2 separate regions of the Homo sapiens genome follow, and region 2 is linked to region 1. A link is an interaction called in ENCODE POLR2A ChIA-PET data of the cell type or tissue named here. Cell type or tissue: PC-9. All regions are shown on one strand. Links, peaks and the distances in the headings refer to the core of each region. The heading gives the core; the rest is flanking DNA.

The links. ChIA-PET counts read pairs that join two places held together with the same protein. Peaks named below come from ENCODE experiments on the same cell type or tissue, not always from the same donor. Only the 100,000 strongest peaks of a DNase experiment are listed, where the experiment ranks them.
Region 2: POLR2A ChIA-PET joins it to region 1 with 6 read pairs; 3 of 35 experiments call an interaction of 5 or more read pairs at or near these places.

Annotation. Positions count from the first base shown.
Region 1 is chr12:95,202,860-95,207,256 of GRCh38, forward strand. The region is part of intron 2 of FGD6 (FYVE, RhoGEF and PH domain containing 6); the gene reads right to left. Among named protein-coding and RNA genes, the nearest start is that of FGD6, 12 kb to the right of the region's middle. In PC-9, for the core only: no CTCF peak of the experiment used is centred there; DNase peaks (open chromatin) are centred at 1,382, 1,742 and 2,922; H3K4me3 peaks cover 3,095 bases; H3K27ac peaks cover 4,000 bases.
Region 2 is chr12:94,668,072-94,672,468 of GRCh38, forward strand. No RefSeq gene overlaps it. Among named protein-coding and RNA genes, the nearest start is that of TMCC3, 20 kb to the left of the region's middle. In PC-9, for the core only: no CTCF peak of the experiment used is centred there; a DNase peak (open chromatin) is centred at 2,220.

The sequences.
Region 1 (4,397 bases), core at 74-4,073:
AGATTTTTTACATTTCCTGAGCTGTCTCTGAAAATAACTTACAGGAAAGGGCTGCTGTTGAATATCAGTCCCAACCCCCACCTTCTAACTGTGCATAATCTTAACTGTGCTACGACAACATGGAAATGTTCATAGGCTGTTAATGTATACTCTAATCCTTACATTGAAATCCAACAATACCATGAGGTGGTAAATGTAACCAAAGAGAGAGGTCTTCTAGACTAGGTTTCCTGATTTACAATGAAAATCCCATAATAGGACTTGCAGTGTCATTCAGCAGCTCTTCAAGACCAGTCTCAAATTTAAAATGGGGAGAAACAAAAACTTAGTACTTTCTTTCATCAGAGATGAGGGTATACTGATTCATTTAAAAGAAATAATTTTGAAGTTCAATTTATGTTGAATTCTGGTGCTTGAAGACCAAAAGATAAATCCAAACCTGTCAAATGACAGGCACTTCTGGGCAAAGTTTCAAGGGACAACAATCCACATTTCTGATTCCACTTCCTCTCTTCTCAGTCCCAGTTTGCAATCTGGCTCCTTCTCCAACAGTACCACTAAAACTGCTCTCACCAACATTAAAAAACAACCTCCTAAACACCAGATCTAATCACGCCCATTTAAAAAAGACTTGGTTCAAGTGTTGCCATGTAGGTGATGTTTTCTTTAATACCCTATTCAGGGTACAACTAAGAAAAAGACAACTAATTAGTAAAACCATGTATTATAAATTTCTGTCACCTCAATGGGCAGAAGTTCCTTGGGAGTAGGCATCACTTTTCACCTTTGAAAGTACAATGCTTGACATATGGTCAGTATCTGTGAAATAAATAAATCGAGGGTTTGCTAAGTTGCCTAGGAAAACCCAATTATCATACTTTTTCTTTGAAATATTTATAATAAGAACAAATTGAAACAACACAGGAAAAACTTGGAATGTTTCCAGGGACAGTTTTCTTTATAGAATCAAGAAATCTGCCTCAATTTCAAAAAGGAAATTCCAACATTTGGACACTATTATTTTGCTGATTTGTCTATAGCCCTTGAATAAGGGTTACAGACAAAGGCTCAAAGGCTCAAATTTTAGGAACTTCTCTCTGAACATCAAACTTCTTAAATAAAAATAGTAGTAAATGGGTACCCATCACCTGAATATCAATAAGATAGAAAGATCCTTTGCCTGCTGGCTATTTTATGTTTATTATATCTGAAACATTTCAAGGAAGAGGTCTCATAACTATACTCCCAAAATGTCAGAATAATCCAGAGTGGCTCACAGTTGCACTACCAACAAAACTGCCTCTGAGAACCCGGAGCGGTGACTAAATGATGACCTATCTGGAACACCTAAAGCTATGGTTTCTCCAGCCATGGGAACTTCCCTTCCAGTCTCCTTCATCTTCAGGTTTGGCTGTTCGTCCTTTCTCCTCTGGGGTTTCTCAGTGCCACTCCTTACACCCTCATCCAGTCTCCTCCTCTGGTTTCTTCTACTCACTCTGCCAGGCATCAGAAACTCAATTAGCCGAATGATGCAGTTAGCAAAGGAGAACGGGGAGGGAAAGAGAGAAGGGATTGGAATAAGAAGAAAAGGAGGTAGAGAAACTCACTGCCTACTAATTCCCAGCCACTACCCTACCCTTCCCCCTTATCACTCCTGACGACTTTCAGTCTTCCACACAGCTCACCCAGCCCCCAGTTTCCTCATTCTTCCTTAGTCATCTCATCCTTCCCACAAACCCTGGGGCCCCAGGCCTTGTAGATTTGCTCCTCTGAGATCCCAGGTGCTTAACCCCACCCTGGCTACCGCCTCAGCCCCAGCTTGCATCACAGGGACACACGTGCATGCACGCGCACACACACACACACATACACAGTCAGAGATAATTCACCTCCCTTGGGCTGGGGTAGGGAGAGGAGTGGAGGGGAAGACAGGGCAGTAATGGTTAATATAACCTGCGGACTAAACTGAGGACTTCACCACCATTTCAAAGCTGTTTCTTTGGGAAATACACTCTGAGTTCCAAATTACCATGAACTTTTAGAACACAATCCTTTTAGGAATTGGGGACTGCCTACAACTACTTTCTGATAAATTGTAAACATGTTGTTATAAATTTGTAAATGTAGGCTAGGCATGGTGGCTGACGCCTATAATTCCAGCACTTTGGGAGGCTAAGGCAGGAGGATGTCTTGAGACCAGGAGTTCGAGACTAGCCTGGGCAACAAGGTGAAACCCCATCTCTACAAAAAATACAAAAATTAGATGGGTGTGGTGGCACATGCCTGTGGTACCAGCTACCTGGGAGGCTGAGATGGGAGGATCACTTAACCCCAGGAGGTCAAGGCTACAGTGAGCAGTGATGGTGCCACTGTACTCCAGCCTGGGCAACACAGCATGACTCTGTCTCAAAAAAAAAAAAAGTAAATGGTAAGCAATGGATTTATGAAACATCTATATTCTAAAGAATAAGACCATATGGGCTACACCCAAGCTTGTCAAAAGTCTGTTTACTAACCAGAATTTGGTTGGTCACATGTGTAGACTCTGTAAAATACATGATTCAGTGAATTAGAGCCCTGACCCAGACTTTCTTCCCTGAAGGTTGAGAAACTAAGACACCCTTGTGATGACCCCAGCAGAAAAATCTTAAACAGAGTTCATTTTCACTTTTTCTTATCATTTTAGAACCCCAGTCAGTGTACTGGATTTTGAATTAAGTATTCTAAGGCACAGGTCTGTATTTTCAACAGCGAGATTACCAAACAGGACCCTTTGAGCTCACCTGAAATGTATGCCTCACTGTTCATTTATTTGATCTCAGGGTGTCAAGGTGTCCTCCTCAGGAAGACTTGAATTTCTTTTCTCCTCTATTCAATGTTGTTTACAAGAGGAACAACCTCCCAGGCAATACTGTGATTCTGACCCTATGACTCAGGGCTTTTGATTCCTCTGGCACATTTTAGTAGTCTCAAGCCTGTTGCAGGCTCCCTGCTGCAGGCCTAAACAAAAGTCTCCTTGGAAAGCGAAATTCAAAAGCAAAGCTCACCCAGCTTTTACCAGGCTGCCCTACTTGACAGCCTATAACCTGTCCAAAGCCGCCCTGGTTTCCTGTGGCCTCCAGAAAGAACTCTCCTTATGCCACTGGCTGGCTGCGTCCATTAACCCCTTCTCACCAGCTTCCACCCAGTCGAGTAGCAGGCCCTAACAAACTAAGCAGCATAACAGATAAAAAACAAGCTCCAGGATTGGCAGAGATAATGGTAAGCCCTTAGGGTTTAAGCCTGATGGCCAACAGAAAACACACCCCAATGGCCAAACCTCCAATTTCAAGAAAAAATTGTACTCATTCACAAATAAAGTGATTAAAAAAAAAATTTATCTTAGGCAAGGATAGTAGTACATTGTGAAGAAGCCAACCAAACTTATTACACACAAAAAAATATGCAAAAGCATGTTTAAAAAAAAAAAGGATAGTACCAATAAAATGGTTCTGCAGAGAAGAGCAATCCTGAAAACAGACAATTTGAAATATTTATGCCAAGAACCGGTAGTGGTGGCTCATGCCTGTAATCCCAGCACTTTGGGAGGCTGAGATGGGAGGATCACTTGAGCACAGGAATTTGAGACCAGCCTAGGCAATACAGGGAGACCCTATCTCTACAAAAAATAAAAAATAAAAATCAGCTGGGTGTGGTGGTATGCCCCTGTGGTCCCAGCTACTTGGGAGGCTGAAGGTGGGTGGGGATCACTTGAGCCCAGGAGTTACAGGCTGCGGTAAGCCTTGACTATACAACTGTACTCCACCCTGGGAGACAGAGAGGGGACCCTGTCTCCAAAGAAAAAAAAAAAAAAAAAGAAAAAGAAGTACTTATGCCAAGGAAGGAGCTTTTTGCCTAGGTACTAATATTCAGGAAGCAGAAATATGAAAACAGAATGCAGCTGGCTGTGAGAAAAATTAGACAAGGGAGGAAAGTAGCCATTTTTAGGCAAAAGGAGGAAGGGCAGGAAAGACTGACTACGAGTAAAGAGAAATGCTATGAGAATACCTGACAGTTAAAGGAACTTAAAATAATTTACTTTACTTGGTACGCTGACTTGCTCGACAATTTTATTTATTCAATTCACCCAACAATGCTTTTTTTTTTTTTTGGAGCCCCCAAGATATGCTTTGGCTGTGCCCCCACCCAAATTTCACCTTGAATTGTAGTCCCCATAATCCCTACATGTCGTGGGAGGGACCCGGTGGGAGGTAATTTAATCACGGGGGCGGTTTTCCCCCAAGCTGCTGTTCTAGAGATAGTGAGTGGGTTCTCACAAGATCTGATGGTTCTATAATGGGCTTTTCAATCTTTCGGTCTGCACTTCTCCTTGCTGCCCCCATGTAAAGAAGGATGTG
Region 2 (4,397 bases), core at 70-4,069, 530 kb before region 1:
AAAACTAATATTAAGGTCATACTCATGGAGGAAAAGATGCAGTATCAAACAAATGTCAGTTTTCCCTAAAAGTCAATCAATAAATGAAACACAATCCAGTAAAAAAGGATTTTTCCAAAAACTTGACAAGCTTATTTTAAAATTTGATGGAAGAGGCCAGGCACAGTGGCTCACGCCTATAATCCCAGCACTTTGGGAGGCCAAGGCAGGTGGATCGCTTGAGGCCAGGAGTTGGAGACCAGCCTGGCCAACATGGTGAAACCCTGTCTCTACCAAAAATACAAAAAAGTTAACTGGGTGTGGTGGCACGCGCCTGTAGTCCCAGCTACTTTTCAGTGAGCCGAGATCATGCCACTGCACTCTAGCCTGGGCGACAGAGCAAGACCCTGCCTCATTAAAAAAAAAAAAAAAAAAAAAAAAATCAGCGTAAGAGGGGCCAGGCGTGGTGGCTCATGCCTGTAATCTCAGCCCGTTGGGAGGCCAAGATTATTGGATTGCTTGAGACCAAGAGTTACAGACCATCCTCGGCAACATGGCTAAATCCATCTCTACGAAAAAAAAAAAAAAAAGCTGGGCATGTGGGCATGGTGGCACTGCACGCCTGTAGTCCCAGCTACTTGGGGAGGCTGAGGTGGGAGGATCGCTTGAGCCCAGGAGGTGGAGGTTGCAGTGAGCCAAGATCGGGCCACTGCACTCCAGCCTGGGTGACAGACCGAGACCTTGTCTCAAAAATAATAAGCAAACAAAATGAAAAATAAAATTCAATGGATGAAAAAATACAACTTGGGGGAAAAATATGGGGAGTAGGGGCAGACAGAGTGAGCTCTCCCTACCAGGTAGCCAGACATTTTATTGGCAATAGTTCAGGTGATTAGGAATTGGCACAGAGACCCAGGAAGAGAGAGCTCAGAAACAGGCTCATGCACATATGAAAGCACAATCTAGGATGGAGGTGGCATCAGAAATCAATGTGGAAAGGAAATAATTGGTAGTTCATATTGAAAAGAGTGAAACTGCAGTAGATCCCTGAATACCAAACCAAAATTTAAAATGCAGGTGCAATTGTTTCATCTCAGAACATTCTTGGTTTTTTTGCTGTTGCTGTTTTTGCTTGTTTTGCTTTTTTTGAGACGGAGCCTCACTCTGTTGCCCAGGCTGGAGGGCAGTAGAGCAATCTCTGCTCATTGCAACCTCCACCTCCGGGGTTCAAGCGATTCTCCTGCCTCAGCCTCCTGAGTAGCTGGGATTACAGGTGCCCACCACCATGCCCGGCTAATTTTTGTATTACAGGTGCACACTGCCACCCCCAGCTAATTTTTGTATTTTTTGTAGAGACGGGGGTTTCACCATGTTGCCCAAGCTGGTCTAAAACTCCCGATCTCAACTGATCTGCCCGCCTCAGCCTCCCAAAGTGCTGGGATTACAGGCGTGAGTCACTGTGCCCAGCCCACATTTTCTATTATTGATAATTCATTGGGAATTCTAGATGGACTGTATAATACATAAATTATACATTGATATCCATTGTTCCTACTTGATCAATAAATAGGAATAAATTAAGAACAATAAAAGGAACAAATGATTTTTAAGAAACTATCTTGAAGAGGCCTACACCACAGGGTACAAAAACACATTTTTTTCCTTCTTTAAAGTACTGAATCAAGCAAAAGTCCCTTATGGCTTTATAAAGGTCACACTTTTAGAATGGAGCTGGAGGCCATCAAATATACAGAGGGACTCCATGACTGTGCAAAGTACTTCTAAAGACTTCTTTGAAGCTAACTCTATAAAGCTGAAACCAAAATCCAGCCAAACAATGACTGCTCTGGTGCTGTTAACAGCACCTCTCCACTCATCTCCATCTGGGCTGTTAACCGAGCGCAGCTTGGCTTTATCTTAATTCACCCGGATCGAAGCGGGTTAATTCTCAGCGTAACCCCATGCATCAGACATTCCTAGCATTCAACATCAGCATGAACACAGCTCTCTGAATGCCACATAGTTTCCTTACACTTCCGTATGCCTGAACCTGTGGTCCAAATTTTTCCCTGACTTCAAAGGAGGTCAAAATCCCAAAACTGGGCTTTGATGGGGAAAAAATGTTCCAAAGACGTCATACACCTAGAACATGTTTCACACACGTGCTAGATCATCTCTCCAGAGAGTTTATTTCCTGCTTGAAAGTGGTTTCACCTGTTTTTCTAGGTCTCCTTCTTGGATTCTCCTGTTTGATGCTGCGGCGATCTCATAACAGAAATGTGATATTGCTATAACTATTTGTATTACTTTGCTCAGGCTGCCATAGCAAAATACCACAGACTCGGGGGCTTAAACAACAGAAGTTTATTTTCTCACAGTTCCAGAGGCTAGAAGTCTAAGACCAAGGTGCCAGCAGGGTTGGTTTCTCTGAGGCCTCTCCCTTTGGTTTGCAGACAGCTGCCTTCTTGCTGTGTCCTCACATGGTCATCCCTGGTGTCTCTCAGTGTGTCCAGGTTTCCACTTCTTCGGTTTTTTTTGTTTTGTTTTGTTTTGTTTTGTTTTTTGAGAAGGAGTCTCACTCTGTGACCCAGGCTGGAGTGCAGTGGCACAACCTTGGCTCACTGCAACCTCCGCCTCCCGGGTTCAAGCGATTCTCGTGCCTCAGCCTCCTGAGTAGCTCGGATTACAGGCTCATGCCACCACGCCCGGCTAATTTTTGTATTTTTAGTAGAGATGGGTTTTCACCATGTTGCCCAGGCTGGTCTGGAACTCTTAACCTCAGGTGATCCGCCCAGGTGGATTACAGAGGCGTGAGCCACCATGCCTGGCTGGTTTCCTCCTCTTACAGGGACATCAGATAGATCAGAACCCAGCCTAATGGCGTTGCTCTAACTTCATTACCTCTTTAAGGGTCCTATCTCCAAATGCAGTCACATTCTGAAGTACTAGGGTCTAGGGCTTCAACATACCAATGTTACAGGGGCACAGTTCAGTCCCTGACACCACTCATGCGATGATGAACTTGGCAAATGTATGGAAGCAGCTGTGCCTGGAGATAAGGGGGAATAGCAGCTGGGGAATGAGAGAGTAGGGATCTTGAAACCTACAAAGAAACTCCACATTCCTGGGAAAATAAAGCCCTGATTTCCTTTGTTGAAATCTGCTCATTTTGATTAGGTACTTTCTTAAACCCCTACTTTAATTTTGCATAGAGATAGAGCTACATAAAAATTTCCATCCAAAGAGATAACTAAAGAGGTAATGACCCATAGAATGTCTTTAACAGCTCTTCCTAGTATGCAGTCTTCTTTTCTTAAGAACAGCTACAATTCTCAATATGCCATTTCTCTGCATAAAGTATATGTGCACAGCCTGTGATATATGAATAGAAAGGGAGAGTGTGGGGAGAGGAACAGAGGAGATGAGGGAACAAAGGAAGGCAGTGAATGGAGATTTTTAAAGAAAGAAGTTCAGTGTGAAAAATACACACAAACTCCTGAGAGGTAGGAATGTACTGCAAAGATGCTTCTCTGAATGAGAAGCCAGGGCAGGCCCAACCAAGTGAATTTCTGGTATGAAAAGAGGTACCAGGAAGGAAAAAGAAGTATAAAGTTTTTAATAAGACCAAGTGATTCAGTTTTGAAATGAGATATAATCTAACTTAAAGGACTTGGGAGACAAGTGAGAACGTGGAGTTATCAGTGGAGACAGTACCATAGCAGCTGGGGGCAGAAAGTTCTGCCTTTGTCTGTGGGTTTTGCAGGTCAAATAAACAGTATCCCCAAAGATTCAAACCTGAGGCTTGCAAAGGACTCTCCAGTTCCAGATTCTGGTGTTAAAAGTCTGTATCATGCCTAAATAAATATATTTAAAGAGCTGTGGCCAAAGATGTGGTTTTATAATTACATATTGATTTATATTGGATTTCTTGGTTGGCTGCAGAGTTTGGAATCTTTCCAGCATTACTTTCTTGCCAATTTCTAGGTAGCTTATAGCAATTTCAAAGTACCTCCAATTATACATTTTCAACAGATGGGATTATTAAATGCTTAGTGCAAACAATGATCCATAGATGTGTTACCACCCACCAGTAGACAAAGCCGAGCTTCTCTCTGCTCCACTCTCATTCCAATAAATATTTACATCCTTCCATTTACTCATTTCAAGACTGTAGGATATGGAATTTCATTGCTCTTTTAAGGTGAGTGCAAGAAATTGTTAATGGTTTCTGGATTTTCCAATTAACTTGCTCTCAGAAGAATTTATCTTTAGTATAAATAACAGAATGGTTCATGGTCTGTAGATATTTTCATCTACACATCCAAGTATGGTATCAATTTTTAAGTAGGAAACTTTTTTTTTTTAAGCATTTATACTTTTAAAGCCTAGACTGTAGAACTTTTCAGAACAAGGTGTGT